2 separate regions of the Mus musculus genome follow, and region 1 is linked to region 2. A link is a loop called in an ENCODE intact Hi-C map of the cell type or tissue named here. Cell type or tissue: left cerebral cortex. All regions are shown on one strand. Links, peaks and the distances in the headings refer to the core of each region. The heading gives the core; the rest is flanking DNA.

What was found. A loop is a pair of places that touch in the nucleus more often than their neighbours do. Peaks named below come from ENCODE experiments on the same cell type or tissue, not always from the same donor. Only the 100,000 strongest peaks of a DNase experiment are listed, where the experiment ranks them.
Region 1: it touches region 2 in a loop (4-fold over the local background); 1 of 42 quality-filtered maps calls a loop at or near these places.

Annotation. Positions count from the first base shown.
Region 1 is chr2:92,379,538-92,395,194 of GRCm38, forward strand. Mapk8ip1 (mitogen-activated protein kinase 8 interacting protein 1) reads right to left here. Exons shown (of 12, transcript NM_011162.5): 2 at 11,499-11,604; 3 at 9,438-9,743; 4 at 8,017-8,098; 5 at 7,034-7,846; 6 at 6,826-6,901; 7 at 6,258-6,430; 8 at 5,876-5,985; 9 at 5,610-5,726; 10 at 5,387-5,457; 11 at 5,187-5,285; 12 at 4,139-4,884. The coding sequence ends at 4,812. It overlaps Mir7000 (microRNA 7000), which reads right to left and starts at 7,909; the gene lies at 7,847-7,909. Pex16 (peroxisomal biogenesis factor 16) reads left to right here. Exons shown (of 11, transcript NM_145122.2): 10 at 873-937; 11 at 1,499-1,683. The coding sequence ends at 1,557. 1700029I15Rik (RIKEN cDNA 1700029I15 gene) reads left to right here and starts at 3,381. Exons shown (of 3, transcript NM_183112.3): 1 at 3,381-3,514; 2 at 3,671-3,744; 3 at 3,911-4,066. The coding sequence starts at 3,411. The coding sequence ends at 4,032. In left cerebral cortex, for the core only: a CTCF peak has its summit at 6,381; DNase peaks (open chromatin) are centred at 5,822, 6,360, 7,453, 8,328 and 1 more place; H3K4me3 peaks cover 1,676 bases; H3K27ac peaks cover 3,425 bases.
Region 2 is chr2:91,922,452-91,938,108 of GRCm38, forward strand. Chrm4 (cholinergic receptor, muscarinic 4) reads left to right here. Exons shown (of 2, transcript NM_007699.2): 2 at 4,766-7,378. The coding sequence starts at 4,798. The coding sequence ends at 6,237. Mdk (midkine) reads right to left here and starts at 9,408. Exons shown (of 5, transcript NM_001012336.2): 1 at 9,243-9,408; 2 at 8,921-8,997; 3 at 8,645-8,803; 4 at 8,367-8,528; 5 at 7,354-7,664. The coding sequence starts at 8,996. The coding sequence ends at 7,639. It overlaps Dgkz (diacylglycerol kinase zeta), which reads right to left. Exons shown (of 32, transcript NM_001166597.1): 20 at 15,517-15,628; 21 at 14,987-15,186; 22 at 14,603-14,703; 23 at 14,407-14,486; 24 at 14,251-14,320; 25 at 14,074-14,114; 26 at 13,371-13,510; 27 at 12,630-12,661; 28 at 12,365-12,408; 29 at 11,715-11,835; 30 at 11,605-11,638; 31 at 11,292-11,391; 32 at 10,376-11,074. The coding sequence ends at 10,958. It overlaps Gm39876 (a long non-coding RNA gene), which reads left to right and starts at 9,766. Exons shown (of 2, transcript XR_866530.3): 1 at 9,766-9,848; 2 at 10,186-12,065. In left cerebral cortex, for the core only: CTCF peaks have their summits at 5,573 (motif pointing right) and 7,766 (motif pointing left); DNase peaks (open chromatin) are centred at 5,608, 6,218, 7,734, 8,074 and 1 more place; H3K4me3 peaks cover 1,406 bases; H3K27ac peaks cover 2,716 bases.

The DNA of each region.
Region 1 (15,657 bases), core at 4,089-9,088, 460 kb after region 2:
TGGTGCAGACTGCCCCTCTCCAGTTCTTTTCTCCATGGGACATCCACTTCGCAGAGCAGGCGCTATGCTTCAAAGGGGCTGGGCAACTAAGCAGGCCTCCACTAGACTGTTACTGCTGGGCCCACCCAACACTGATCAACTTTGAGGATCAGAGCCCCTGCATTAGCCAGAGAAATCTCTGAAAAAGGCCTGCCAGGGCACTATGACATATGGTGGGGTGTCTGAGCAGGAGCTGGGCTCATGTCCTCGCCTGTAAACAGGGACAGTGTTGGGGCCCGGCTGATAGGTTTTATAGCATGCGGTAACCGAATGTGTTTGCCTGTGCTTGATATATAATGACGTGATGTTAGGTCTTGTCCCCCCGAGGACTGCTGGGGTTCAAGCCGCAGGCCTCAATGCTAAGCACATGAACCACATCTCCAACCCGCCCCAAGTTCTCCTGTGGAAATCCCCTATCTTAAGCCTCTCTCTGAGGCAGAGGGGACCTTCCCAGACCCCGCCTACTCTGAGCATTGGCTGGTGAGGTTTCTGTGTAGTTCTGCTCTTTCACCAGCTTCCTTCCCTCCGGAAACTTCCAGGGTACAGACCTTGCTCTGAGTGGCCCCTAGGAAGCACTGTTGTTGAATACCAATGGTAGGAAGGTAGAAAAGAGAGGAGGGGAGGGGTATGAGTGACGTCTGCCAGCTGACAATCTGACAGCTGGGAACATGGGGTGCAGCTGTGGACAAGCAGACTTCCGGTGGTCTAGCCTTTCGTTGGGTCCTAGTCCCTTGTTTTCTGAGATGCCTGGTGCTCAGTAAAGGCCTTTAGCTCCTGGTCAGCAGGGAGCCGCCCCGCCTGCCCCTCAGCATGCTGTTCTTTTCCCCAATCAGAGCCAAGATCCTCTTCCTGCTCCAGCTGCTTACAGACCACATCCCTGGCGTGGGTCTGGTGGCAAGTAAGTGTGGTAGGACAACGTGGTGTGGGATGTCCCTGAGGCACAAAGGGCCCGTTTTAATGTTTGCTCTGTCCTTTTTTGGTGTGATTAATGGGCAGTCAGGAGTGAACCTGAAATCAGTACTGGGAGGTGACAGTGCCAGGGCCGAAGGTGGCCCATGGAGGTGGGGCTGTGGCCAGAACAGTGCCTGTGTTGGATTATTAGGCCATATCAGGTTGGCAAGCCTCCTCCTGCCTTTGGGACCTGCATATTTGGAGGCAGACTTATCTGGTAAGGCAAGGAGGGGCCTTGGGGCTTGCCTGGGTACCCAGCCATAAAGGAAGACATGCTGAGCATGTTCCCTGGCAACCTGGGCACCTTGTCTGTGACCTAATCTCTAACATAGCATCAGAGGCAGGAGGTGTGGTCTCGAGCTGCTCTGCTGGTGGCAGTGTCAGAACAGGGCACAGGGCAGGGCCAGGGGCCTGGCTCCTCTAACCCCGCTTCCCTCCATTGCAGGGCCTGGGGCCAGGGGCCTGGCTCCTCTAACCCCGCCCCCCATCCCCCTTCCCTCCATTGCAGGGCCGCTCATGGACTACTTGCCCTCCTGGCAGAAAATCTATTTCTACAGTTGGGGCTGACAGCCATGAGGGAGCTGGGGCAGAGGGCCATGTGCTGTGCTCTGCTGCTCTGGGCAGGGCCCCTCAGCCCTCCAGTTCCCCCAGGCCCCTCTTCTCTAATAAACCTGACTCTGGTAGTGTCCAGCATGTGGCTCTGTGTCATCAGCAGCTCCTCTCCTGCAGCTCAGCTCTTCAGCCCAGTCACCACAGCTGTTCCTCTTCACATCCTCCTAGAAGGAAGCCACTGCATTCTGCTCCTCGTCACAGAGCAGGAGATCTCCATCAGGCCCAGGGAGCTGCTGTCACTTAGCCTTCTCCGGCATGGGTCACCGTTTGCCTCAGCTGCCTGACTAGATGCTTCCATCTCACTAGTCCCTGGTGAAGACAAGCTGAACTGGGCCATGGATTACCGTAGTCTACCTAACATTCCTTGTAGCCAGGGCCCCCGTTTATCCTTTCCCCTGCAGGGCTGACCAGCAAGCCCTAGGAGATGCTCTTCTCTACCGCAGGAGATAGAGTGACCCTGAGTCTGTAAGGGAATGGGCAGAGTTTGGGTGTGTGCTGGAGTTTCTCTCCAGGACACTTCTCCACAGGCTGACTGGCTCAGGAAGACAGATTGCTGGAGCCATGCAGGCTACTTGGAGAAGACAGAGGAGGGTGTGGCAGGACTGCGTGGGCCTCAACTCTTCTGTCCATACTCCCTGTCCTTTCCTCTCTTCTTCTGCCCTTCCCTTTTAGACAAGAGACTTGTGGGCTTCAAACTCAATGGCAGTCTCATTGTGGGACCATAGGGCTAAGCTGTCACACCTCCCTCCCTCCCTCCTGTCCTTGTGTGGACTGTTCCCAGAAGTGCTGCCAATGGCCTTTGGAGAACACTGCCTGCACCTGTCCCTCAGGTCTCCCCTCATCCAAGATGCCCTCATAGTCTCAGCCTTAACCTGACATGCTTGTCACATGATTCTGAGAGCCATAGATGCCTGCTGTGAGCCAGGGTAGTGGGAAGGACAGTTTGTCCGTTTGTTGGCTTTGGAACCTGTGACCCTCTGCTTAGCCTGACAGGTGTCCTCTGGGTGCTTGCACTGTAGTGGTTATTCAATGCCATGCAAGGCATAGTTCCAGCCCCGCAGGTCCCGATGATCAGAGGAAATCTGTGACCATAACTGCTAAGATCTTGGAGACGGAAGTAGTGTCAGGCAGCACAGTGGCAGGTGCCTCCTGCAGTGATAGCAGAGGAGAGCCAAGCTTCCCATCAGGCTGTGAACCAAAACCACCACAGGCTTGGCATTTTGGAGCTGGATAGAGACTCAGCCACCAAGTTACTCTAGCCCATAGCTGTCAGATAAGGCGACTGTGGAATCTTGGTGGATCTCACTGAAGTGCTGTGCTGTAAGGGCATAGGGACTGGGTGGCCTGAGGCCCCAGGGAAGGTCTGGTGTCATATACTTGGTGTGGTGGGCAGTGGGGAAAGGAGCTGCTGACCTTATCTTCAGCACTCCATGGTAAATGGGTTGGTGGGCAGGCAGAGAAGAAAGTGCATGGGTACTCTGACAATTGGGCATGACATGGGAGAGGCTCGACCAAGGCACTGGGATGGGAGACAGATAACCCCAGCAGACCATGGGGACTCCATGTGGGTATGGAGGACTGGTGGCATCCAGTAGTCTAGAGTGATGGACAGGGCTTTGGAGTTGGATAGTATGGAATTGGCAGGTCCCTAGAACTAAAGGGAGGTGTGTCCTGGCAGGGACATGTGTGATAGTGCTGATGTTGAACTCTGGAATTAATGTCCTTTGTGAGGTGGCCCTGAGAACTGGCACCAGGTTCTGTCGGGCTGGGGGAGGGGCAGATAGCCCCCACAGCAGGGACTGGAGACAATGGTTCTCGCCATGCTTGGGGCTCTGTACCCCAGGGCTGGACTCAGTCTCTTCCTTTTTTACCTCATCTTGGCAGGCGCACTCCTTCGACCTCAGCCCCAGAGGTAAGGCCAGAGCCTCAGGGCCTAGAAGACTCTGGAAGAGGCTGACCATTATCCTGGGAAGGGTTAGTTCATGAAGTCTTCACCCTGGACTGTCCCTCACAAAGAAGTGGCAATGGCCTTTTGGGTTAGGGCTCAGCACAGCAATATTTCCCATAGGTCTCAGCAATCTGTTCCGGAGGAATTTTCAGCCCCGCTGGAACTGTTGCAGCCTCTCTCAGGCCTGGTGGATGGTAGGGTAGTATTTCTCTCCCCTCCCCCACCTTCCATAGCAGGTGCCCTTAGAGGTCCGCTAGGGCTAAGCCCTACTTCTACTCCCAGACTGCCTCTTGAGAGCTGGCTATAGCCCCATTCCCAGTCAGCAGTATTTCTTTCCACCCTTCTCTCTTCTCTCTTTAGACTATGGGCTCAGACCCAAGCACCCGAGGCCAGGTGGGCCCCGACCCCTTCTCTCCCAGGCCCAGCAGCGCAAGCGGGACGGGCCCAACATGGCTGACTATTACTATGATGTGAACCTGTGATGGGAACCCCGCATAAAGCTATTCTGGGCAGCAAGTGCTTGGCTCCATAGCTTGTGTGGCGCAAGAAGGCCCAGCAGGGGTCCAAGTAAATACACCCACTCTGATCCAGACAAGAAATGGCACTTTAATAGTAGCCAGGTGACAAGACAGTGACCGGCTGGCTGGGGCCAGCTAAGAGGCCTCCTTTTCCTGGCAGATGGGGCTTACTGTGGCCCTCTCCTTGCACACACAACCTTGCGAGGACCTGTGTGCTAGCCAGGCTGGAGGTTGGAGCTGCCCAGAGGCCCCACAGATGAGAACAGGGTCTCCACGGTCACACGTTGCCATTTCCTTACTGGAAAGTCCTTTGGAGGTGCGTGGGCTCAGCCTGAGCTCAGGGCTCCGGTCAAGGTGGGGACAAGGGAAGCTGGACACTTCCAGGTGGCATGGGCTTTGTCAAGGCAGGAGCCAAGAGCCAGAAAGCCAGGGCCCCTAGCATGAAACAGGCCCAGGATGGGACAGTGCCTCTGTTCCTAGGGAGTCCCTCTGTGGCCAGGGGCCTGACCCCCCACCCCCCAGCCCCACCCTTCCCCAGTCCCCAGAGAGCCTGTACTGTCCTCCATAGATTAATCTAACCCCATATATTACAATAAACTGCATCTGCCTCTCCCCAAACCCCGGCCCCCCCGACCCAACAGCCCTCATTCCCCCATTCTTTTGTGGCAGTACCACATCCTGTCAGCAGCCAGCTGTCCTTGCACTGGCTTGGGGCTGAGGGGCTGCAGAGAGTGGGGGTGCTGCTACTCCAAGTAGATATCTTCTGTAGGACAGGTATACTCCACAAACTGCTTGTAGAACTGCTGAAATGCACGCCTGGGAAGTGGGGGACATGGGGGTGACCAGGAGCCTCATCCCAGGCTCCACAAGGGAGATCCGGGGCTGGGGACAGCTTAACTGTCCTCTGGGCAGTTACTGCCCAAAGAGAAAGGGCCAAGTGGGGAAGAGGACCAGTGGCTAATCAACAAGGAGTGGTCCAGAGCCTGGGCTTCTTGGGACCTCCCAGCCTCTTCCAGGATTGGGGCTTCCAGAACTAGAGGGCAGGGGTGATGCTGACAACTGAGCATGAAAACAGCACGTGCACACACACGTACACACACACACACGTACACACGTACCCCACAGACTCCGCCAGGGCTTTGGTGGAATCTTCAGACACAAAGACATGGCAGGCAAACCGGTGGTCAGCAGGGTGCTTAGTGATAAACCCAAAGTACCTGTGGAAGGCAGGCATCTGTGAGATAAGATTCTGAGCCCTACTCACCCACCATGTCTGAAGATGTCCAATGGGACTCTCATGACTGCTCCTTGTACTCACTTGTTATTCTTTGGATGGTATCCACAGAAAGAGATGTTCTTTAGCTGGAAGAAGTGGCTACATTTATTTCCCTACAGGAGTGATGGGAGAAGCAAGAAGTCAGCTGGTAGGAAGTAGGCAGGAGAGACAATGCGGTGTCTGGGGTTAGGCTCACACAGCAGGCAAGAGACCAAGGGGGAGGAGATGCCCATAGGCAAGAAGGCTGAGGCTTGAAGGAAGTCACCTTGGCCTCCAGAGCATCATCAGCTTTGACGCCTATCTTGACACCCCTGACACTGATCTCAAGGACACAGCTGGAGGGCGGGTTAAAGTGCACGGTGAGCCGGCGGGTGGTGGCGATCTGTGGAGGGATGGGCTTCTGTTGGAAGCTGTCTCACTGTGTCACAGCACAGCCTCCAGATCCCTGTATCCTTTTCCCCAATAGTGTGGGCTGGCTGAGAATAGGCTCCCCCACCCCCCAGGAAGAAGCATGGATCCAAACGTGGGTACCTTTTGCATAGCAGCACAGAGGACATCATTGCCCTTGTGATAAGGAACCTGGACAGACCCCAGGAACTTCACCCGGAACTGGTCAATCCAGTCGCTGTTTTTGGCAAGGGCTGGAAAGCAAGCATACAAGGAGGAGTCTAAGAGAGCCATCAGCAAGGGGCTCTGAGCTGAGCCAAGGAGAGAGGAGCATGAAGAGTGACTCAGGCAGCAGACGACGATGCCACCATCCCCACAGGCCCTGACTTGGCGGGGCACTAACTGTGAAGTGGAACTGAAATGACCTCTCCTCTTCTCCCTAAGACCTGGGGTGTGTGTTCACTGGCAGCGAGTTGGCAGGCAGATGGCAGGGGTGGGTAAGACCAGACCGGGGGAAGCGTACTACCTGCCATGTGCTCAGGCTCCTTGGTGACCTCAATGGCATAGTAGGCAGGGAAGACCCCGCGGGCTCCGGTGCGCATGTTATAGGCCTCATACCAATAGTCTTCTGCCTGCAGCTCCACCAGCAGGGGGTCATCCACTTCCAGCTCAAGTTCATCTTCATGCCGAGGCACAAACCTGTCCCCAAGGGCACGGGAGGTGCTGCAGCCAGGCCCAGTCTGGGGTCCTGAGCTGCTGACGTTTGCAGATTACCCATGTGCCCGTCACAGTGCCGACTCTGAAGGAACACGTGACACTCCTATCCAAAAACCCAGGGGCCAGGGAGAAAGGGAGCCTAGGCCTTAAGAAATTTAAATGAAAGTGAGCAGCTTGCCTAGGGTACATAGGTTCTATGTAGGGTGGGCATCTCTCCGACCCCTACCCAGGTTAGGTGTATAGTCCTAGCACCTATAGTTCACGGCACCTCAGCACTTTGTCACTAAGCTGAGTTCCTACAAGAGGGTATGGTCCCCCAGCAGCTGAGGGGATGCCAGTGATGAGCTGGCAGAGGCAAGGAAGGGGGCAGCCCTCACCTGAATATAGCCCGATGGGTTTGCTCATGCTCCTCCCCATTGATGACGCAGGAGAACAGCCCAAAGGACTCAGCACCTGTGGGAAGGCAATAGTTTGGAGGAGGTGGCTCAGAGCAGGTAGAAAGCTCTGTCTTGCTGTCAGGCAGACTATGTGGTGTGTGAGGTCCTGTTCAGGTTCCCACACTGCTCCCCCCGTTCACCGACTCACTGGAGGAACGAGAGCGGCCACTCATGAAGACATTCAGAAACTTCTTAGAGAAGTGGACATCAGGCTCATCCGGGGTGGAGTCCTCTGAGAGGCAGGTGGGAGGCCGGGGCTGAGGGGCCTCCTCATACTCCTCACCAATGGCTGACTCGTAGGGCGAGGAGGCAGAGGCACAGTTGTCATAGACAGTGGCAGAGTCGCTTTCGTCACTGTAATCTCCAAAGCACGGCCGCAGGCTCACCAACTCAAGCTGGGCATGTTCATCCACCACCAGTGTGTACTTGACCGAGTCGTAGGACAGTGCGCTGGTGTCCGAGCTCAGTGAGGCCCGTGGAGGCGGTGGTGGCTCCCCGAGGCTTCCCCGCCACCCTCCACCTGGTGGCTCAGCTCGCTCTGGGGATGACAGGCAGTCGAAGCCCTCATCCTCTTCACTGATGGAGGGGTGTGGCCGCCCCGCAGTTACAGAGTAAGCGGCAGGGTCTGGATCGGAGCTAACTGACATCCGGCTCTCCGTGGGTGGCATGAAGGTGGAGGTGGGTTCTGCAGGGTCTGGGGGCCTCTGCACTGGGGTCAGGTAGATCTCCTCAGTCGCCTCGAGCCGCACATCTGCCTGGTAGTGGATTCGGTCTCGATGGGAGTGGCCCCGGCCACCAGGCGCAGTGGCAGGGGGACCGCTTGGAGGTGCCATCTGGGTGGCTGCACTTCGGCGACAAGGGCTGTCGGTGGAAGTGCCGCGGTCCTGGGTGGGAACAGGACTGCCCTGGGGTGGCAGCTCATCACTCAGGCAGATGTGTTCATGTGGAGGCGTCTGTTCTCCTGGAGGACAGGCAGGTGGGTGCTGAGGGCAGAACCTCTGTCCAGATACCTGTCCCCTCCTCTTCCCAACTGTCCTCTGCAGCCAGCCACTGGCTTCCAGATGACCTCAGCCCAGGTGAGCCAGGTGAAGACTGCTGGGTCTCCAGCTTGGGGAGAGAGGCCTGACTTACCTGTCTTCAGAGGGGAGGATGATCGAGACACACGGTCCTGCCAACTGTGCTTTTTGCCTAAAGAGTTATTATTCAGCGTGTCCTATGCAGAGAACAAAAGGCTCTTATGAAGAAGCAGTAGTCAGCAGTGCCCGGCACAGGGAGGCCCTGGTCCTGCCCCCATCAGGCCATCCCTAGGCTGTTCCCACCCCATCTTGCCTTGCCAAAGGCCTTTCTGCCAACCATCCTCTAGCAGGCAGGCAGGGTGGGAAGTTAGCACCCTCCCCACAGGCCTGCTGGCTTGGAGACAACCCTCAAGAGATGCAGTGGTGCTGGCCAGTGTGGGTGCTGAGTAGCAGATGTTGGAGGAAGAAGCACAGCTCCCAGGAGAGCAAGACAGCAGCCCAGACACTGACAGGAGACGTGTTCCCATGCACAAACCCAACCCTGGTGAAGAACCTAGCGACTGACTCCCTGTCCTCGAGCTCAGAAAGTTGGGGGGTCTAGCAAAGTGGCAAGGACATCCTGGCACAAGGAAGGGTCTCCCCGGAAGTTGCCTGTGGGCCTGGGTGAGTCATTCAAACCATGACTCCAGAACACTCACCCCCACTTTGAACCATGTGACTGAGGAATGACAGATGTAATATCAGCAGCCCTCCTTCCTGCATCTCCCAGGATGCTCACGAACCCCACATTCTCAGCCTCCTGAGACCCTGAACAGTGCCCCTGCACAAGGCTCTCCACACACAACTTGGGCTTCCTCCCCAGAGAATGCCATAAGCAACACACACCATTGATGAGCTGGGCTGCCAGAAGCCATGCCAGAGGATACTGGGAAAGGGACCAACCCCTTCCTTGCAGCCCCTGCGCCATCCATCAGCAGCCCTACCTCCCCAGCTTCTTCCCTCCCAGTATCTCTCCTGACTAGGCCTGTAAGACAATGGGTCGAGGCAGCCCTCTTTGGCATCCAGCCACCAGCAAGGGGCCCTAGGTCCCCCAACTCAGCCAAGCAATTCCATCCCCACCCCATCTCTATTGCTGCCTTCTGGAATGTCCAGCTGCTGAGATGTCCAACTGGAGACAGACCCTGAATTCCCTTCCCCACCTTCATCTCATTTCAGAGGCTCTTTTTCCCCAGGCCCTGCTGCTGCCTCAACCCTCCCAGATGCACTAACCCAAAGAGGACCTAACTGCAGGACCTCAACTCCTTTGTTAGTTCTCTGCAACTCTCCCTACACAAATCCCTAGCAATGCAGGCTCCATACCCAGACAGCTGGATTCAGTCCCTCTCAGGACAGACTTTGCTGTCCCTCTTCAAGCCCTTCCTCTATCCTTCCCTGCAGAAAGCCTGTCCCTCCCCGGCATCACCAACAGGCCCGCGCCCCTCCATCTTTCCGGTCCACCCAGGGCACCGCCCCCTCTCTCTGCCCAGGGTTGCTCACCTGAGACCGCGGCACCTGCGGGAAAAGGTTGAGCGTGGTAGGCCTCTTGGGTCGGTAGGTGTCTCCGCTGCCTGTGCCCGGGCCCTGGCCCTGGCTGCGAGGCGCCGGATCCTGGTTGGACTCCGCTTTGGGAGGCCCCACTCCTGGTCGTTGGGCAGCGAGCTCGTCGTCCTCCTCCTCCTCGTCGTCCTCGGCGCCCGGAGTGTCACCTGCCGCGTCGATCAGGTCCATCTGCAGCATCTCCGCCTGCAGCCGGCTCCCCGCGCTGCCGCTGCTACCCGCAGACAGCAGCCCGGCGCGCGGGGGCTGCACGGCGCGGACGGAGGGGAGTCAGGGGAGGGGCCTTGTGAGCGGGGGAGGGGTCTCGCAGGAGGGGTGGGTCTGATGCCTCTGTGCCCCGCCTCCCAATCGGACGAGTCCATTCTGCGGCCGCAAGGGGAGAAACACTGGGAGCCAGGCGGAGACAGAAGCACTGGGCCTCTCCCGTCCGCTACCCCTCCTTCCCCGCGGAGGCCGCATCCCTACTCCAGCTAGCACAGAGAACCCGCCCACGTCTCTCCTCTCCCACGGTTCCCCCCTCCAGATTCCTTGCACCCTTCCGTTCCCTTGGTAACGGCCAGTGACCTCACCCGGGTTGTAAGCCGAGCCCAGAGTGAAATCACCACTGTTGCCATGGAGACCTAGGGGTCGCCCAGGAATTCCTGCCCCAATAGGGATGAGTGAGACAACTGGCATTTGAAGGGGTCACTGAAGCAAACTGGGAAAAGTGCAAGTCAGCCAGGTGAGGAAGACCGCAGTGCGGATCCCGAAGGGGATCCCTAACCGGAACACATCCCTAGTCTTGAACTATGTGCTACTTCCAATGCTGCTGCCTCTAACTCCTGGCACCTTGGACAGATCCTCTGATTTTTTTTTTTTTTTTTTTTTCAACCCTCAAGAGTTGACTGGGCCTATACTACTGTCCTCCCGGTTACCAGAGAGGAAAAGACACAGCGAAATATGCGTTAAAGCGGCTGAGCCTTTGACTAGACTCCCACCAGGAGATCACCCTCGTTAGTCAAGTACTACCAGGGGTGGAGGGAGTTCTGGCTAATTGCAGAAGACCTTCTGCAGCCCTACATATGGGCAACAGTGGTTTCAAAGTTCAGAGCAGGTATAGGACCTTAGGGAAGTCATGACCTAGCTCTAGGACCACTGATGAAGCCCAGAAGTAGCTTCTGCCTCTATCCTTGCTGGCCTGATAAGAGAGGGAAGGATTTGATGTGGGAACCATAAAGTCATCTTCCCAGCTTGCTTTCCTTTGCCTAAAAGTTTCTAAAAGTGCTAGGGATACTGGGAGGGCACCACTAAGACAAATTCCCTCCCCTGGCTCACACCACAGCCACCAAAAGGCCATATCTAGCTCCTCAACTGCCTGCTATAGATAAAGTTCTGGCTTCTGATACTGAACCCTGTACAGTTGCCTTCCGTATCCTGCAAGTAAGTCCCTGCTTTGTGTTCTGACGACAGAATGGGGATCCCCATGTATCCTGGGTACCCTGGCACTCAGATATGAAGACAGGAGAGAGTCTGTCACTATGGTAAAACCCAGGAGCTCCGAGCAATATCAATACTGGAACAAGCCCTCTGTGGGGCCACTGAGAGCCTAAAAGGCTGGTGGTGTGGTCAGGGTGGTGCAGAGGCAGCAGCCACAGGAGCTAGTCCAGCAGCACCCGGGCTCCTCTTTCCTGCCCCAAAGCACTGCAGAGTCCACCAGGCTCCACCCTGCAGGCCCTCTGCCAAGATGCTCCTGAGAGGCCCTTCTCTTAACTCTGGCCCTCAAGCCTCCTCCATTCTCTCTCCCTGTGAGCAACTGAAGGAGTTGCTTCTGGCTTTAGCACCAGCAAAACAATACAAAATATTAAATGAAGATTTCGGATTGAGCACACAAGATGTGTCAAACATTATACCGGATGCTTCCTGTATTGTTATTTCACTTCCTGGGAGTGCCACACACACTCAAAAACTCCTTTGTAAATATTGGGGTCCCCTCATCTCTGTCCCCATCCTCCCAGCCCTTACCCGGAGAGACAGGGTGTCTTTGCACTGCAGGCTGATGCCACACTCGTCAGTGATCTCCGAAAGGTCTTCATCCTCAAACTCCTCCAGGCTGATGTCATGGGTGAGCCTGGTGAGGACAGAAACCACAGTTACAACCCAGGGGGTCATCGCCCGTCTAAGCCTGCTGGCATCTCCCTCTTTTCAGGGGAAGACACTGGGAGCCAGGTAGCAGCTCCCAGACGAAGGACTCAGTCTGTCAGCACAGTGGTAGGAGAAGGATTTGGGGTTGGAGCCAAAAGGCATTCCACCTAGGGTGGCGGAGGAGGCAGCTCCAGGTTTCTCCAGCATCGCCGGCTGGGAGTTCTCCATCCTGCTGCCAACCAGAAGGCAGTCCTAGAAGGCCCAACTGTGCAGAGTTTCGGCTCTATTGGAGAGATGCCTCCGTGGCCAAGGCACTGCCAAGGCCATGTCAACCCCAAGAGGTACCAGAGTAGGGAAACTTTTGCACTCCACAGTTATCAAGACCCAAAGAGCCACCAGAAGGGCACAGTAGGTGCCCCTTTCTCTCATCCACAAAGATATACACCATTGAGCCATGGTCACAGTGAAGGAGACCTGGGACTCCCTGCTAACATTCTTGGTGTCATCTCTTCAACTACATAACCTCAGCTGGTGTAAGGACCCTGGACACATGCGGTCAGGGAAGACCAAGGCTAGGGCTTGTGAGAGACCATGGAGAACACTTGGTACTAGAACACTAACAGGCTTCCAGAAGCCCAGGCTACTCTGTGTGCCCACCTTGGAATGCACTGCTGAGACTGCCACTGTGGTGCCGGCCTGTCCCCTGCACCGGCTCACCCTAACCCTGGTATTCTGTCTGGCTTAGTATAAATGGGACATCTGGGGACTTGGAGAGAATGCCTGGGCCTTTTTCCAGAGACCAGGAGGTTAGGTACATAATAGAGGCATACAAGCTCATCCAAGGTCACCCAGGAGAGGAAGGACAGGGTGTAGCTCCCAGGGATGCCTAGAAGGCTCACACCTCTGCCTTTTACCTCACTCAGTCTAAACAGGGCCCCTGAGCTCCGTGGAGCGCCTCCCGACTCGCCCTTCCCCCACGAGGCCAGGCCCCAGGACCCTACCAGTGCTCCCACTGATCCTCCAACCAGCTGTCATTGTCTGGGCTCGAATCCATCTTCAGTACCAGCTGCATGAAGAGCCCTGCCCGGCCAGGGGGCTGCGGGGCTCCAGGGCTGCCCTCTCATGCCCAGAAGGGTAGGGGGGCCAGAGCTCAAGGCAGGGCTGGGACTTCTGGCCTCCACCAACTGGGCCTGCCTTTCTGCATCCGGCCGGCTGCAGAAGCCTGGGGAGCTCATTAAAAATAGATGGGCCAGAGAGGAGGCCGCAGCTGCCGACCCAGGCCCCAGCCCCAACTCTTCCTGGCCCAACCCTCAGATGCGGGCAGCTTCCTCCCTTGGCAGCCCGACACGCAACGATGTCGTCGCCTCCCCCGCGGGATCAGGTTACTGCAATCAATGCTACTGGCTCCACCTGCCCTTCCAATGCCCCTATTGGGGGCTGGAGTGACTCCCCTTTCCCTCCCAAGGCCAGGCATGTAAGCAGACAGCAGAAATCTGGTACTTTTTTTTTTCCCCTCAACGCCAGACCCTGATCTGCTTTAAAGGGCCAGCGACACACTCAGGGTGCCAAATGGGAAGATGGAGGGGGCTCCCAAAGGGCCCTAAGAAGGGACACCTGATTCCACACAGACACAGGCTCCGCCTCCACACCGCCTCGGCGAGGCTTCTGCAAGCCCAGGGCCAGGACTGTTGGGTCGGGGATTGGCTCTCACTGGAAGGATGCGCAGGGAGACAGCAATGAGTACCACTAGAGTTTGCACGTCTTTGGAGCAGGGTCGGGAGTCATTTGGAAATGACTTTGACTGAACATGGATGTCCCTAGTGACGCCTGCCCTGGAAGATGAAGACCTCAAAGGTAGCAGGTTCCCAGGCATGGGGGTGTGGCTACCAGCTGGTACGGAAGTGGCAAGGGGGCTGGTCCAGAGGCCAGAGCATCATCCTCAGTCTGGCCTCCTGGCCCTGTAGCTAACGTTAAATGCAGCCTGCCTGTAAGGTCTGGGACTCAGACAGCAAGGCAGTTCCTGGGTCCCACTAGGCATCTTCTCTGGGAGTGTCCTCAGATGCCCCCAGCTCTGCTGGCGTCTGCACACACCTGTCTCCTTATTGCCACACCCTGGTCCAGTTCCTGCATTCACCACACCACCTTGCCTGCCAGCCTCAGTCCCCCTTTAGGCCTCTCTGATCCCTCCTGTGTCCTTGAGACAACGTCTTAAGGGACACCACCATCCTGCCTCTCCTCACTCAAAAGCCGTCCAGTCTGCAAGGGGAAGAAGACTCCAGCCTTGTGTGTTTACTGAGCCTTGCCTCCCAAAGGTGGGCACTGGGCCCCAACAGTGCTCAGAGAAGCCTTCCTTCAGGAAGCCCTCCTAGCCCGCTCAGGTGTCGTCCTCTGGTTGGATCCATCAGAGATGTCCTACCCATCCTGGCTACAAAGCTGGGTGGGGTGCACCTCTCTCATCATCTGTCCTTCTCCCGGAGGGCAGAGCTGATGAGGGTGTCAGACACACACTGCGTGCCAGTAGACACACGCCAGGTGTGGCCTCAGGACAACCTCAGCGTCCACCCTTCCTCAGACTGAAGGGTTTACAGTGGGACTTCAGGATTCTGTATGGCTGCAAGATGTGTCTGTGTGTCTATGTCCTCTCAGCATGGTCTGATAAGCCAGTCCTCTGAGCAACAGGTCTGAGTGGGGCCAGAGCAGATGAGGGCACTAGGTTAACTGGGCAAAGATGAGAAGGGCTCTCTGGTCAGGAGCCTTCCATTAACCCTTAGCTCCCTCGAGGGGAAGGAAGGTGTTCTTACTGTCTCTCCCTCCCGAACTCACCCATGAAACAAGTATCAGAGTATGACACATTTCATCCACTTAAAACCCTTGGTGTCCTTAACCTCATCTTACTTGGGGTGCTTCTCCTAAGTGGGGAGGGGGGCAGGATGACACCATGTCAGGTCTGGAGCTAAGAGCAGACCCTCACTCTTCTTCCAAGCTGCCACCAGCCCATGGGGCCACAGGAGGGGCCAGAGACTGAGGCTGGTAGGCAAGGTGATGTGGTGAGTGCAGAAACTGGACAAGCTTCTTCCAATCCTGCTACATGCCATTACCTCCCTGAATTGGGGTCTGGGCCATCTCACAGATGAGGTGCCCTAAGGCTCAGGCATACATATTATAAACCTCAGTTCCCTTCCTCCCGGCTACCCCAGGATAAGATGGAGCATCTGAATTATACAGGACGGAGGAGGTCACTACCAAGGAGGGATCAGGACTGGCCAAGGGCTCACCTCTGCTGTCACCCACTCTTCCCTAGCCACCACGGGCTAGATCTCCTGGGCAGAACCAAGAGACACTTGCTGAAAGGAAAGGAACTTGCATCTCGTGTTCAGGGGTGGGAAGCTAGAGGGGCAGGGTTGGGGGGAGAGGGTGTCCTCCTGACCTCATATAAGACATTTTCTTGGAAATCTGAGCTCTGGCCTGGGAGGTGGCGCAGGAGAACCACACAGCCTGGCAGGGCGGCAGCCTTTTCCTAGGGGTTGTGCCTTGGACAGCCTCTCAGAGCAGTAGGATTGCGCTCATCAGCCCTGCTTGCCCATGTTGGGTAGACACCGAGCATAGTCATTTTTGGTGGCCCTATATCCCTGGAGGCCAGCCTGACTCTGATGTCTTTCTGCAGTAGATACCCTCTTGAAGTACTGGTCTCCAGCAAGACCTTGCTCAGGCTCTGGCCATGAGCACACCCCACACTCCCCACCCTGCCCAGGCCTGGGCTGGGTTCTGTCGAATGGTTCAAGCAAACCTGCTCCAGGTATTCTCATTTGTTTCATGCTGCCCTGCTGCCTTGGTCCCCTTGTCTTTGCATCCCTCCCCACAGCAGTTCCAGCTTCCCTCACCTCCTCGAGGAACAGGCAGAGACAGACAGACGGTCACACACAGGAAGTGAGGGCCAAACACAGCACCAGGCCATCACTGAGTCAGGCCGACGGAAGCCAGGTATGGACTGTCAGAAGCCACACTTGAGCCTTCGATTTCCAGCTTCTTGTCTAGCTAT
Region 2 (15,657 bases), core at 5,438-10,437:
GCCCCAGACCCCTTTGAAAGGCAAGCGCGGTGCGGAAGGGGCGGAGAGCTCAGAGATGGGGCACCCCTCTGGAAGAAGGACCCCAGGTCTCTAAAAGGTTTCTCTAGGTGAACCTCTAGGGATTGGTGATCATTGAGAAGGCTAGGGGAGGAATAGTCCCAGCCCACAGCCCAACCCCGAAGCAGAGCAGCCGTCGGGTCAGGACCCACACTCCCTCACTCCCTCCCGTTGGCTCTTCTTCAAGGCGCCGGAAGATGAAGCCCCAAAGCGCCCGTTTCCCGCCCGTCTCCCTGCCCTCCGTTCCCACCTTGGCCCACCGGGAGCCTCCAGTACGCTCTAGCCCGTTGGAGTCCTCTGTCCGCGACCTTGAGCCCCGACGGAAAACACCCCTGTTCTCTCCTGTTTCCCTTCCCCCTCTCCAGGAGTACCCTCTCTTTTACTCATCCGGGGAGATACATCTCCCAGCCCTCCACCCTCCCAGCTCTTAGAGGAAGTGTTAGGCACAATGATTTGGCCCAATATCCAGCACCCCTCTCTCTTCCCCTAAAGTACAGAGGCTTCTCTCCGCCTCAGGAACAGTCCTGGGGGCCATAGCTTTCCTGAAGTGATCACTTAATAATCGAAAATCTACCCCACGGGCGCCCAGAGCACCCTTTCCCGACTTGTCCCCAGCAGGGGTAGGGGCTCGAGAACCCGCGGAAGCACATTGCCCACGCCCAGAGACTACAGGAACTGCGTGCCTGGGGGTTGATGGGAGGGCGGGGCATCGGAGAACCTTGGCCCTTTCGACCAGGACCCAGACGTGATGGAGCCGGGAGATGGGCCCAAGGGTAAGCCCCGAGATTGTCTTTGAGATAGACCTGAGCCCACAGCTTGGGAACTCGGTGCCTATTTTGACTGACAGGACTAGACAGGGCCTCTCCAGGGGTTGCGGGTTGAAGAGTGAAGAACAATTTTACCCTCCTGACCCAGGCCTCGACTGGGCTCCCCGTTTGGAGGCTCTACCCCTGCCCTCAATGCGTAGGGCACATCAAACTGAGCTCGGTGACCCTCACGGCTCGACGACTATCGCAGAGGCTTCTCGACAGAAGTCAGCCCACTGCTGGGACTGCACGCTCTCCATTCTTGACGATGCAGTTAGGACCAGGTGCCTGGGGCCACTAAGATAATGGTTCCAAAGTCAGGGTTTCTTCGCAGCCCAAATTTTGCTCCTTTCTCAACCCTTTCCCCACCCACAGACCGGGCGCTTGCCGGTGGTTCCCGCCATGGGAACTGGTCATTCGCTGATAGTCCAGCATTTGCTCCCGCACACAAATTCGCGGTTACGGCCACCCAAGCTCTATGGCCAGACACGCACACACATGCACACGCACGTGTCCACATGGCGCTGGTATGCTCACACGTTCAAAGGCGCACCGGTATCCAGGCGTGGCGGGGCGCACACTGGCACATGCAAACAGCTACTAGTGTCTACTCGAGCTCCCGAGTAGTCACACACAAACACAACTCGCACTCGTTTTCCCACCTACACGTTCCTTGATGGGTGCCTTGCGGGGTGCGGGTGGAATCCCGACGCCCTAAAGTTTTTCATCCTCGAAACCCTGGCCGAACCTAAGGGACCTTTGTGGCAACCTGGGACCACGGAGACAGGCAGTATCTCCCTCCCTTTGCTCCTTTGTGGGAGAAGCCCTGCCCTGACGCTTTTCTGTATTTGCGGTTTACTCTGGGACTTGACGTGGTGAACCTCCGGCTCGGGGTCCGGAGCTGGCACCGGGGACCGACATTGCCATCTAGCGGTGCTCACAGGCCAGGGTGATGGCTGCTTGCCTTCTCGGATTCTAGATGGGCGGGATTTGGGGGGGGGGGGGAGGCAGAGAATTGTGCCTGAAGGTGCTGTGGTCTGAACATCTGAGAGACTATCAGAGAAGTCTAGAAAGAAAACTGGGACCAAGTTGAGAAAACTGAATTTACCCAGTCTGCATCTGTCGGGGCTCCGGGAAGACCAAACCACCCACCATTCATCTGGTCATTTACTTGTCAAGGCTGTTTCTTGGTCCCAGGAGGACAAAAGGTCAAACCCAAGTGAGGGAACTGGAATATGAGGGTTCCACATCTAAGATGCATCTTGGGGGGCTTCTATCCTGTGTGGTTTGGGGAATATCTTGGAGATAAAGTGTCGCAGACCCTCCCCTTCTTACGAATGGATGACTTTGATCAGGTTCATTATCACGATGCCCTTCGGTAAGAGGACTTTTATGTCTGTAAGAGGAGGTTACCAATAGTACTTACCTTGTCTGGGTGCTATAGGCAGTAAACTTTGAGGGGCTTCTGACTCAATAAACAAGAGAGATTGTATTTTTCCTAGCTCACACATCTTGCCCCCCACCTCCCCACCTTCATCTTCTTATCCTGCTGGCTGCTGGCTGTGCTCTGGTCCTGAGAGACTAAAGTGAAGGTTTCCTTGGTGCATGCTAATGGCTCCCCTACTGCCTCGTCCCTGTCCCTGCCAGTGGGTATTTGGGGTGGGGTGAGGTAGGGAGAACAGCCTCTATGCTTGATGCTACCCTCCAAGCATCTGATGCTTAAGGCCCCATTTTGGAGCTGAATACCACTGTGGAGTCCCTTGAAAGAACTGATCTGTCTTTTGCCCTTGACTCCTTGGGTGACCTTGGAGTGTCACTACCCCACTTCCTCCTGTCTTCCTTTGACCAGTGGATTTAACTTTGAAGCCAGAAGGCAATCTCTTGTATCTCTTGTGTTGGAGCTGGAGAGCTTGGCCCAAGCTTGGCTGGTGCCATTTCCAGTTGGAGAGCAAGCTGAGGTGCTAAGGGGGTCCCCTGGCTGTTCAAAGGCCATAGTGGGACAAGATCCTCTATTTTGTAAATGACAGAACTAGTTCTCAGAGGGCAAATGGTTCTCCTCGGACTGTACAGCTAGACCTTGCTGGCCTACTATTGAACCCAAGCTGCAGACTTGGCGCCTGTTCCTCCACAGCTGGCTGCTGCACCCTCTCTTCCTCTTACACACACACACAGGCTCGCATGCACGCGCGTGCACGCACACACACACAGATGCACACACAGACGCACAGGACTGCGTATACGACCTGCGTGTGGCTGAGATGGTGCCTTTGTGCGTATGTGGAATGCTTGTGTGTTGGCGGGTGTGAAGGAGGCTGGGCTGAGCGGCTGCCCTGGCACAGCGTGCTGGGCGTGGGCCTCCCTCACATGTATGGAAGAGGAAGGGGAGGAGGAGAGATGAAGGGAGCCTGGTGGGAGGGAAGGCAAACTCTGGGGAGGGGCTCTGTAGGACTTTAGCTGGGTCATCCTCTGTGTGGGATGTGAACTCTTAGGCTGGCTCCGGGGTAATTCCCTCATCTTTTGGCTCCACGAGGGAGCTTGTCCTTAGTTCTTGGGAAATCAAATAGACCCTTCTTCAGCTGCTGTGTCTTTCAGGCTTCTGATTTCTTTGCTGGGGATCTAACAGCCCCCACTCTGTCCATTCTTCACCCCTGGGACTGGGCTGGGCAGGCGAAGCTGAACTTCCTGCGTCATCTCTCTAGTCCCTTTCCTATTCTTCCTCTTCCAGGTGTCCCAGCTCCCACCTCACCTCCTCTGGTCGCTAGCGTGACCTCCCTAGCCCTTAGAACCATCAGGTCCTGTGTCTTTCTTGACTGCTCTCCTTGCTCCCAAATGCACTGGAGCAGCCACAGGATGTCAAGGAAATGTGGAACCTTATTTAACACCTCTGAGCCTGTTTCCTCAATATCTGCCTTCGGTTGTGAGGAAACACAGAGTGCAGGAACTCAGTAGACAATCTATGCTGGCTGCGATGATGATGATGGTGGTGGTGGTGGTGATGATGACGACGACAGTGTAGGAATGGGAGAACAAATCTCCCTTGGCCACGATTGGTTAAGAAATGTCCACGTGGCTGGACATGGTGGAGCATACCTGCAGTTCTGGTCCTCTAGAGGCAGAGGCAGGCAGATCAAGGCCTGTGACTTTGAGGTCAGCCAGGTCTACACAGTAAGACCTTCTTTCAAAAACAAACAAACAAAAAAATTAAAGGAAGAAGAAGAAAGAAAAGAGATGAGCAAGTGGGGCTGCAGATGTAGCTCAGCGGTACACGTGTGTGGCACATGTCTGCCATGTGTATAGCTTTGTCTACAACCTTCAGTAACCAAAAAACAGGGGTTGGGAAGTGACAGGCCTGAGTGGGCAAACAACTAGACATTTGGCCCCGCTGCCTGCTTCAAGTCCTTGGGGCCATTTCCTCATGCCCCTTGCTTTCCTGAGCTCTGTCTCTGGGCCTTTGCCGTATCTCCTTGCCTTCCTTCCCACCAGCTTTCCTCCTTGCCCTCATCTGCGTCATCTTCAGGGTGAGGCCGGTGATCAGCCAGCAAGCACCAAGTTCTCTCCCGTCTTCTCTCTCAGCCTTCCCTTCACCATCTTCTTTCTAGCAGTGTCCCCCTCCCCCGCCATGTGTTTCTGTTTCCCCCCAAAACTAGATGATCCATTCTGAGATGGGGACCATGTGTGTTCATTCACTTTTATAACCTCAGCCCTGAGCTGATTACAGTACTTGCCTGAGGAAGCTTCCAGTAAACGGTAGAGGACTGAGAACTCAGGAATGGTTGGCACAGGGAGCCCTGACATTTTCCTGGATAAAGTTCCTCCAGCCACAGTTTGTGACTCCTCCCCCCCTCCCCCCTCCCCCATCCTCTTCCACCATTCACTTCTGTGCTGTCTCCTTCCTCCTCCAGCCACTGCCCACCTGTCTCCAGTTGGGTTCAGCATGGCGAACTTCACACCTGTCAATGGCAGCTCAGCCAATCAGTCTGTGCGCCTGGTCACAACAGCCCACAACCACCTGGAGACAGTGGAGATGGTGTTCATTGCGACAGTGACTGGTTCCCTGAGCCTGGTGACTGTGGTGGGTAACATCCTGGTGATGCTGTCCATCAAGGTCAACAGGCAGTTGCAGACAGTCAACAACTACTTCCTGTTCAGCCTGGCGTGTGCAGATCTCATCATAGGGGCGTTCTCTATGAACCTTTACACCTTATACATCATCAAGGGCTACTGGCCCCTGGGTGCCGTGGTCTGTGACCTGTGGCTGGCCCTGGACTATGTGGTGAGCAATGCCTCTGTCATGAACCTTCTCATCATCAGCTTTGACCGCTATTTCTGCGTCACCAAGCCCCTCACCTATCCAGCCCGCCGCACTACTAAGATGGCAGGCCTCATGATTGCAGCCGCCTGGGTCTTGTCCTTTGTACTCTGGGCCCCTGCCATCTTGTTCTGGCAGTTTGTGGTGGGCAAGAGGACAGTGCCTGATAACCAGTGCTTCATCCAGTTCTTGTCCAACCCGGCGGTGACCTTCGGCACAGCCATTGCTGCCTTCTACCTGCCTGTGGTCATCATGACGGTGCTGTATATTCATATCTCGCTGGCCAGCCGCAGCCGTGTTCACAAGCATCGACCCGAGGGCCCCAAGGAGAAGAAGGCCAAGACTCTGGCTTTCCTCAAGAGCCCTCTGATGAAGCCGAGCATTAAGAAACCTCCACCAGGGGGCGCTTCTCGAGAGGAACTGCGCAACGGGAAGCTAGAAGAGGCTCCTCCGCCAGCCCTGCCCCCGCCTCCACGCCCAGTGGCTGACAAGGACACTTCCAATGAGTCCAGCTCAGGCAGTGCCACCCAGAACACCAAGGAACGGCCACCCACAGAGCTGTCCACCACAGAGGCCGCCACCACACCAGCGCTGCCCGCTCCTACCCTGCAGCCACGAACCCTCAACCCAGCCTCCAAGTGGTCCAAGATCCAAATTGTGACAAAGCAGACAGGCAGTGAATGTGTGACTGCCATCGAGATCGTACCTGCCACGCCAGCTGGTATGCGCCCAGCAGCCAATGTGGCCCGAAAGTTTGCCAGCATCGCTCGTAACCAGGTGCGCAAGAAGCGGCAGATGGCGGCCCGGGAGCGCAAAGTGACTCGGACAATCTTTGCCATTCTGCTGGCCTTCATCCTCACCTGGACACCCTACAATGTCATGGTCCTGGTGAACACCTTTTGCCAGAGCTGTATCCCCGAAAGGGTGTGGTCCATCGGCTACTGGCTCTGCTACGTCAACAGCACGATCAACCCTGCCTGCTATGCACTCTGCAATGCCACTTTCAAAAAGACCTTCCGGCACCTTTTGCTGTGCCAGTATCGGAACATCGGCACAGCCAGGTAGACGGGCAGGTGCCTTAGGAGGTGCTGGTGTCAAGAGTGTGTACCGGGGAACCACATGGCTCACCGGCTGTGGAGGAGAGAGTAGGCGGCCCCACTCTGAGTTCGCATCTGCTGAAGAGAACAGGTCTCCCAGACACCGTGAGGTACAAGAGGCTCTTCGCTGGGATGGGAGAGCAGATCTCTACTGAAGCCTAGGAGGCTCGGCCCAGGGACGGTCTGAACTGGCACCACCTGGCCCATATCTTTTACCTTGCCTCAGGAAGATGGGGGACGATGGCTGGAGTGGGCAGTGGCTCTATCAAGGCCAACCATCGGTGGAGGTGGATGAATAGAGCAGAACTTGGGAGCATCTTGAGAGGAGCAAAAGGAGCCAGGCTTGCAAGGGTGGGGTCCCCCGTTATGCTGTAATCGGTGCTTTCCGCCTTCCTGCGCCCTCCTCTCCCTTGCATGTAGGCTCAGCCCTTCCCCTGCCCCCAAGTCCCACTCCAAGGTGAGGGACTTCCCTGCCACTGTTGCTCAGCCAGGCTCTGGATGGGAAGCCAAGCCCTTTGGCACTCCCCTGGCCAGCAGTCATCTGGACAGGGCAACTGGGAGGCCATGCTAAGCCGAGATACAGACTCCAGGGGACTGAATCAATTAATGGTGGATCTTATTGTCAAATTGTCAAGAACCCCCCCCCCCAGGTCACACATCAAATGAACAGCAGTGGGCAGTGTTCCTCTCTACCTCTGAGCGGAGGGAGGTATGGGTCCAAGGAGGGAAAGGTGATGGTGGGGAACTTGGTGATCCATACAGCCCACAGTGGCGAATGACACAAGCAAGCACCCTCATGGATCCCCAATGAGAAAATTCCAGACTTGCAGTAGCCTGGACCAGAAACTCTTGATGAGCTGGGACAGAGTTCAAGTGAGTCACCTAGGTCCCCTTCCCTAACCCCAGCCCTGTGGGTCCCTGGGAGACTTTTTTTTTTTTTTTTTTTTTTTTTGTAAATGTTCTGCTCTTTTTCCACGAGCTGTAGGGAGCACTTCCTTCATAGCCCTCAGCTCCCCTCAGTCCATCTTTCCCCATCTTCCCACCTCCGACAGAGCTCCATGGCAAACTGGGAAGGGGCTTTTATATATTAAAAAAGAAGCTTTTATTGGAAAAAAGTGAGTTTATTTTATTCATTTCTTAATAACAAGTATCAGGGTGGGGAGAACAAAAGAGGGTATGGGGAGGCTCACTTTCCAGAATCTCTTGTCCCTCCCCACTTTGGGCACTTGGTGTGGGCGTGAGAGGACAGGCGTGATTGACAGAGCTGACAGGAAGACAAAAGGCACTGGTGGGTTATATCTTGGGCCTGTGGGAGAGGAGGGCTCCGTTCAGGCTCCAGGCGAGGCCGGAGGCTCTCTGGCCTCCTGACTTAGTCCTTTCCTTTTCCTTTCTTGGCTGGAAAACAATAACGGAGATGCATTAGTGCGGTGGGTGACCTAGCTCGGACTCACCAGACAACGCAGACATGTCCATCAAGGAGAGAAAATCCTGCCCCCTAGTGGTGACTGACCAGTTCACCTGGAAGTGGTGGGAAAGGGCAGCCATGTGATATGAAACCTTTCTTTATTCGTTCAACTTTTTAACCCTCGCGCCCCCCCCCCCCCTTTAAAGACAGACTCTCAAGTCTCTCAGTCTGTAACCTTGAACTCAAGGCAGTGTTACTGCCTCAGTCCTGAAGTGCCGCTTTTTACAGGCACGAGCTACCAAGCCTGACTTTCAACTTTCTATTTTCATCTAGGATCAGAGTACTCCAAGTTCCTCACCGGGGAAATGGGCAGAGTCACCTCTGCCCTGCTGGCCTCAATAGCTGTTGGGAGTCAGGTAGCAGCATGTACCTTTGGGACAGCCTTTCCATAGTTTTAAGCGCAGAGTTAACTCCTCCCTGATCCCACCCCACCTTCCTCAGTTGACAAAGACAAGCCTTTCCCAGGAACCCAGGTCGGATGATCCAACAGAAAGAGTAGTTCCTACTTGGGCAGAGGGTTTAGCATCTCCTGAGAGTGGCCCTCAAGTGCCTGCCCATTCCTAACTTTAAGACTGCTCTGCAGAGACAGAGCATGGAGTAGCCTGGCCCACAACCCCACCATATTCGCTGACCTTTGGTCTTTGACTTGGTCTTGGAGGTGCAGGGCTTAGTCACGCGGATGGTCTCCTGGCACTGGGCATTGTACCGCGCCTTCTTCAGGGTCCCTTGGCGGGCTTTGGTGCCAGTGCTCCCATCACACGCCCCCCAGCTCTCAAACTTGTATTTGCAGTCGGCTGATGGGAGAGTGGCCCCACGGTGAGAGACAGGAGGGTTGTGGATGTCCTCCCTGCCTCCGGTTTATAAGGACATACCCTCTGGCTTCCCGCCCTCCTCCCGCGCGCCACCTCACCTCCAAATTCCTTCTTCCAGTTGCAGGGCACCTTGCAATGGACGCGCTGGGTCTGGGCCCCACAGGTACCCTCGCGGAAGCCCATGCCGCAGTCCTTGCTGCTGGGGGTGCAGGGCCCCCAGGTCCACTCCGAACACTCGCTGCCCTTCTTCACCTTCTCTACAGGGCGCAAGGAACAAAGTTAAGGACATGGCGTGCCGGACCAGCACTTGGTCACACGGCCTGCCTCACCTGCCCACCCCAGCTTTTACTCCTGAGCCCATCCTATCCCATCACCTTTTTTTTTGGCCACCGCGGACGTGACCACCAAGAGGGCAAGAAGGGCGAGAAGGAAGAAGCCTCGGTGCTGCATCCTAGGGGTAAAACCTGGGTTAGAGTTTCTCGCCTAGTCTCTTCTCCGCTAGGAACCGCGGGAAGGACCTCCCACCCTTGACTGACTTGTCCCACTTTCCAGGCCCAAAACGTCGGACCGACAAGGGGGAGACGGAGGGAGGACTTGGAACCGATGTCTCAGCGTACCCCCACCCCCACCTCAGCCCCCTTGGTGGCAGAGCAGCCGCCTGAAGGGACTGGGGCCACAGCCACTGCGTGCGCTCACTCGCTCACTGCTCGATGCTTCGCTCCCTCCCGCTCCGGCCTGTCCCGCTAAGGCCGCTAAGGCCCCTTTTGTCTCCAGAACCGGTCTGAGCCGGTCACATGGGCCCCCGCCCCTCCCCCCATCCCGTGGAAGGACCCGCCCCCTCCCCCCAAACCCGCACCTCCCCAGACCCCCCTAGTCCCCGCCTCCACTCCCGCCCCTCGCCGAGCCGGGACTCCCGCGTCTGTGCCTCTCACCTCTGATCTCTGGGTCTCTGGTCCTGGAGTTCGGTTTTACCAGTGCGCTTCTGGCTCAGGTCCCCTCGTAGCAGGCCCAGCTCTCTATCCCCTCCCCTTCCCCTGGTCTAGGCCTGTCTATACTTTTCCCTCTCGCAGCCTGTCAGCTCTCAGGTCACCACTTCGCTTGCCCACCGCGGGCCCCGGGAGTATGTCCTGGTGTCACAGGCTCGGGGCGGCCACCGCACCCGCGAACCTTCCCTTCGAGGCCCGGCTCACCTCCGGCTTGGTTTTTTTTTTTTTTTTTTTTTTTTAATCAGTTCACTCAGAGTGCAAGAAGGGTCTCTGATGTGGCAGGGAGCTGGGTACCTGGGACCTCAGATGGCTCCGGGTGAGCAAGGCTCGAGAGCCTTTTTCTAGTGCAGGTTTGGGGGAGGAGGAGGAGGGAAGGGCGTTGGGGGGGATGGGGAAGCACATAGAAATGAGTTTGGTAAATCTTGTCGCTGACAAGAGCTGTCTGAGAAGTTCCAGACCGGGCTTCCCCCGGAGGTGATAACCGCCCACCCCTGACCCTGGGGCCTCAGGCTCACCTCAAGCAGATCCCCCCCCCCCCCCCCAGTACAAGCCAGGGGGAGGGGACTGCTCCAGGGCACAGGGCCAAAAGACCAAAGAACCCAAGCCTGGCCCCCGCCCCACCTCTTTTACTTTCATTGTTATCATCCCTGCAGGAGCGGGAAAATCAGCTCCGCCCCAGGCGCTGTGAGCCTAAGGCCCTAGGCAGAGGTCAGGATCGGGGCAGACCCATCTCCCGAAGTGATCTGAGATGTTGGTGGCCATTTCCCCGACCCCAAGGATTACCCAGCACACACCATTGCTCATGTGAGTCCCCCACAACAAGAAAAAAAGAAAACAAGAAAGGAAAAAAAATTCACTTTACTGAGTCACACCCAGCTGTAAACAAGTCACCGTGGGAGCCCCACCCCCCACCCCAGGCCATACAGTCCGAAATGAAATGGCTGGATACATGAGGAGGAAGACCAGGGTAGGTGCCAAGCAGGGCAGCGGGCAAGTGAATACAGCAGGCTCTTGAGTTTCTGGGATGCCCAGGGTGGGTGGATCAGAGAGGAGGGTTAGGTACCCAGAACCCTCCAGAGAGCCCAAAGGATCAGGTGGCTTTTGAAAGTCCTGCTGAGTGCAGGCCTCCCTGACATCGATGCTGAGCTCTGTCCAGCCCTTCCATCTGCTGTGGTGAGCTGGAGGCTGCCCTGAAGGGAGGGAACCAGCCAGCCCAGCCTGTTTCCTGTTCCCCATGAAACCAGGGACAGGTGAGAGTCCAGCTCCTTAGAGTCCAGCCCTAGATCTGAACAGCTTCTCAGGGGGTGGCACGGGGCTCCTTCCCTGTGGCAGGGTCCCCCCATAGCCATCTGACAGGAATGTGGCAGTGAGATGGGCAAGGAGAGTCCTCTGGTAGTGTCCCTTGTTGATCCATGGTCCCCTTAACTACACAGCTGTCTCCTGGTCCTCACGCTGGATCATCTGGTAATGCTGTCTGTTCTCCAGGTAGGCAGCGAGCTCTGTGTCTTGAGCCTTCTCAGCGCGCTGCCGGGGAGTGTCGCCCTGGAAAAGGGTGGAAGGGCCCCCAAGGCCTTAGGAAAGGGCAGGGGTTCTTCTACGGAGCCAGAGGGGGAGGGTATCCTCAGAGGTCACAAGCTTTCCCCCTGCTGGCTCAGGTTTCTCAGGGCCTGGACTGTGTTGGCTCAGAAGAGCTTGAAATTCCCTAGCCCTGCCCCCAAGTCTGGGAAAGGGTGAGTTTGTGCTCTGCCAGGCAACTCACCTGCAGATCTGTCTTCATGAGGGAGGCCCCGGCTTCCACAATGTAGTGGCAGATGGTGCGCTGACCCAGGGCGGCTGCCTGGTGTAGACAGGTCTCCCCACTGGGGAACAGGGGCTGGTTGTAGACACTTGCAGTTCTCTAGGCCTGCCCAGCAGTCTCCCAACAGCCATTAGAAAGGGCAGGAGTTTGGCAAGAGGGGGAAGGGTGCTCAGTGCTAGCCACAAAGGGTTCTTGGGCTCTGGGTGACCAAATGGTTAGACCTGAAGGAAGGTGGTTTTCTGGTGAACCAGGGGCCTGTGTCTCAGATACTCACTTCTCCTCCACAGCATCAAGGATCTCTGGAGGTGCTGCAGATAAAAGGAAAGGGGATGCTAAGAGCCTGGCTCCCCCTTTCTCCCTCCCAGCCCCAGCAACGCAGCTTACCATGATCCAGCAGATAGCGGACCACTTCCTTACTGCCAGTGCTGACCGCGTGGTGCAAGAGCGTGCGGCTCTTCTGGTCACGGTGCATGAGGTCACCTCCTGCTCGGTGTAGCTCCTGGAGCTAAGGGCAGTGGGCAGGGTAGAGCAGGGCTGGATCACCCACCCTTCACAGGCATGGACCCAGGCACAGGCTCACTTAAGTTACTCCTTAGGCACTTCTGAGGCTTTGGTTTTTTGGTCTTTTTCTGTAGTCTTGACTGTCCTCAACTAGGTAGACAAGGTTAGCCTCAAACTCACAGGGACCCTACTGCTTCTGCCTCCTAAGTGCTGGATTAAACGTGTGCGCCCCCACACCTGGCTTCTGAGGGTGTTTTTGGAGTCATTAGAGGCATAAGTCTTGTCATCCTATGAATGAGGGACTCCCCCAAATGCACAGCCAACCAAGCCAGAGAGCCCATAGTTCCTTTAAGACCGACCCCCTTCCAAGTACAAGGGACAGGGGACAGGCAAACTGTATTAAGTAGTCCCTAGTCGGAAGCCACCTAGACAGGGCAGCACCATAGAGGACCAGCTGATGACAGATGACAAGGGCCCAATCCCTCCCTGGGTGAGGGCCTCCAGAGGCAAGGCCAAGCTTTGACTAGTAGTACCTTGCAGCAGTCATTCCTCTTGGCTGCTTCAATCAGTTCTTCACCTGCACAGAAGAGCTGCCCATCAACCCTGAGGTCAGAGGCTGAACATGGGTTGATGTGTGAACAATGTGGGGCGTGTATGTCAAAGGCTGGGCTTGTGCAGGAAAGCGATCCCACGGGACTCAATGGCTATGCGTGTGAGCTATAGTGAACCCTGACCCCCCACTGAGCCTCCCACATATGACCAGGGAAAGCAGCAGGGCTTTAGGGGAAGAGGCCTCACCTTGGGGCAGTGCAGTGTCCCCCTGCATTGACCTGTGAACAGAACAGGGTGAGATGTGACCCAGCTCAGCTCAGCTGGCCTCCTTCCCTGGTACCAACCATGGTGGCCTTCATTTTTTCCAGAGTACTGAATGCCTACTGTGTATCACACACTGTAGGGTACAAGTAGGGAGCGAGCAGACAGATGGAGACCCTGGCCTCATGGGGTTCATGTCCTAGCTCGGACACAAGCCAACCAATGATCAAGGGATCTGGAAGTGCCACTAAACACAGCAGGGCAGTGTGACCAAGCGGAGGTGGACACTTTCCAACCCGCAGGTGGCATTCCTGGAAAAGATCCCTCTGAGAGGGAAAAGCCAAGCTAAGATGGAGGTGGGGAGTGTCTGAGACAATAAGGGCAAAAGTCCAGAGGATGGCCTGGGACCCCCCCAAGGAACCCGGGCTGAGGCCCTGTGGTGACAAACGGGAAATGCTGGGCTTAGAGAGGCCAGGAGGTGCAGAATGGAAGAGCTTCTAAGAGAGGGTGTTCTGAGCTGGGAGTGGCCGGTTTGGACTTGCACTTTCAGGCCTGGAGACAGTAGAATGGGGGGGTGCTCCCGCTGGTGGGGGGCACGATAGCAGAGGGACAGAGTGTGGTGCTCCTAAGTGCTCCTGCTGGTGGAAATTCCATGCCTGCAGCCAGCAGACAGGATTTAAAGCCAGGGGAGAGGTGGTTGGGGGGCTCTGGGGCTCTGGGACTCACCCGGGTGTAGGGGAGCAGGGGGAAGCAGGGAGTGGGGAGGTAGGGGTGGGGAGGTCAGGCCGGGCTGATGCTCCCAGAAGCTCTGGGTCTAGGATGTAAATCTCGTCCTGGGCAATCTCCGTCACATAGTTGAGGTGCTCCTGTCGGGGAGGGGGTTAGAACTGAAGGTCGGTCCGTCCGTCCGTCCGTCCGTGCTGGGCACACGGCCCTTAGTTTCCAGTGGCGGGGGGCGGTTTGGGGACCAGAAGCAAGGCAGCAGACCTAGAGAAGCCTCTCTCAGACCAAGAACTCCCAGGGGAGGCAGCAGGGAGGTGGGTTACCCCTCTTCCCACCCCTTAGTTTCCATTATTGCTTTCCATGGTTCCCTGGCCTCTATGTGTGGCATTCACCAGCTCAACAACTACCTCCCACTGCCAAGACAGGTGATCTAGCCCCGGCTATTTTCTTCTGTTTCCCTGGATAGCAATGCACTTCCAGGCCCTCCCTTCCACCCACCTAGAAAGCCTTTTCTGGCATGCCAGCTTTTTCTGTTGGCGCCATCCCTGTGCATTCCTGGAGGGTGGGGACATGTGATCCACAGCCACAGGCATGTGAGTATATTATAGCCATAGGCTGTGGTGAGCGTGCCTGGCTTGTGCCCCTAACCCCGAGGCTTGCCCACAGAGGTCTGAGTGTGTGGATGGCGAAGGCCTGCAGGGCTCACCTGGGCTCTGTCGATCCTGTAGAAGCGGCTGGCAGTGGTGGCTATAGAAGAGAGTATGAGGCTGAGTATGAGGTCTGTCCTTATCCCAGCCCAGCTCTTCTGTTAAATCAGCCCAGGTTCCCCCACCAGCAGGACGGCCTAGCCCTACCTAGAAAGGACCCTTCATGTCGGACTCACCATCCAGGAAACACCACTTGGAGGAGAGTTGGTGGCACATCGGGGACTTGGCTCCAGCCCCATCGGGCTCCTGCTGAGACAGAAGCAAAGGTCGTGGTGGGTCACAGCTAGGCTGGGAAGCTCACTGCCCCACCTCCTCCTGCTCCCATTAGTTACCCGCTGCAGTCTCTCAATGTGGGCGCGGCAGAGCTCCAGGTCACTGTCTCCGGGGACCACCACAGTGCCCAGAGGCACAGCTACAAGACAGAGAGGCCCTCCAGCAACTGGCTGCATGTTCCTGCTGCATGGCTGCATGTCCCAGGCAGCCCAGCAGCTGCTCGCCCCTCCCTGCCCCAGCCCTGCAGCCACTCACAGGCTTCCTTGAGCTGCTCCTTGTCATAATGTAGAGCCTCGTAGTCGTGCATACTGACCCTGCTCACCTGGATCCTCAGCTGCTCAGGAACTGGCTGCTGGCTGTAGGGTGGAGCCAATGACAGGGAACTCAGCAAGGAGCCTGCCTAGCATCTGGATCCTCAGCTGGGTACTGGGCCAGGTCCTAAGAGGGGCATCCTGCCTCCCTCCCAAAACCCCTCACTTAGGATGCCAGAGGACCTAAGGGCTTATCCATGCTAACCAAGGGCTCTCACTGAGCCATATAACCAGACTACAAGTCCCTCTTTGCAGGTCAGTAAACTAAAGCTCTGGTAAGGCGGAGCCTGGGCCCGGGCCCCAGCACTGTGGCCTACACAGAACCTACTCGCTGTGCAGTGGGGCAGTACTCCGGCGCTTGGCCTTCTGCACCATAGTGGCCTGGTTGCGCAGGGCAATTCGAATCCGTGATGCTGAAAGCTTGCAGGGCTCACCGTCCACCTGCACAGGGATGGCCTTGGCAGTGGTGAGCAGCACTTCTCGGCACTGCGTCAATCGCTCGCCGTGCCCACCCACCTGCAGTGCTGCCTGTGGGCATAGGATGCTCAGGTCAGGTCAGGTGTGGGCGGGGCAAGCTCTGTTCTTTCCAGAGATGCTCTGGTGAGGGGACAAACACAAGAGGGAACCCCAGACAGAATACAGAATGGAGGGATAAGGCAAAGGTGTCAAAGACTCCCTCGTCAGATGGAATAAAAGTGTCCTCCCCTACAGCAAAAGGAGGGAGGGCAAGAGTCACTGTCCAACTGTAGAACAGAGGACACGGAACCTTCAACCAGAGGAAAGAGCAGAGGTGGCTACTCTGCTCTGGCCAGGGAAAGGAAGGGTAGAGACAACGCAGGACTAGGGCGGACCGCTCACCAAGGATGTCATGGTGAAGCCGATGACCTCCAGGTAGCCATCATCATGCCTCTGGGGCTCGAAGTCATGGTGCTCCCCGGGGTGGCCCCAGGGCATGGTGCCTGCACAGTACCTAAGGGAGGACAATTGAAGGGCTGTGGC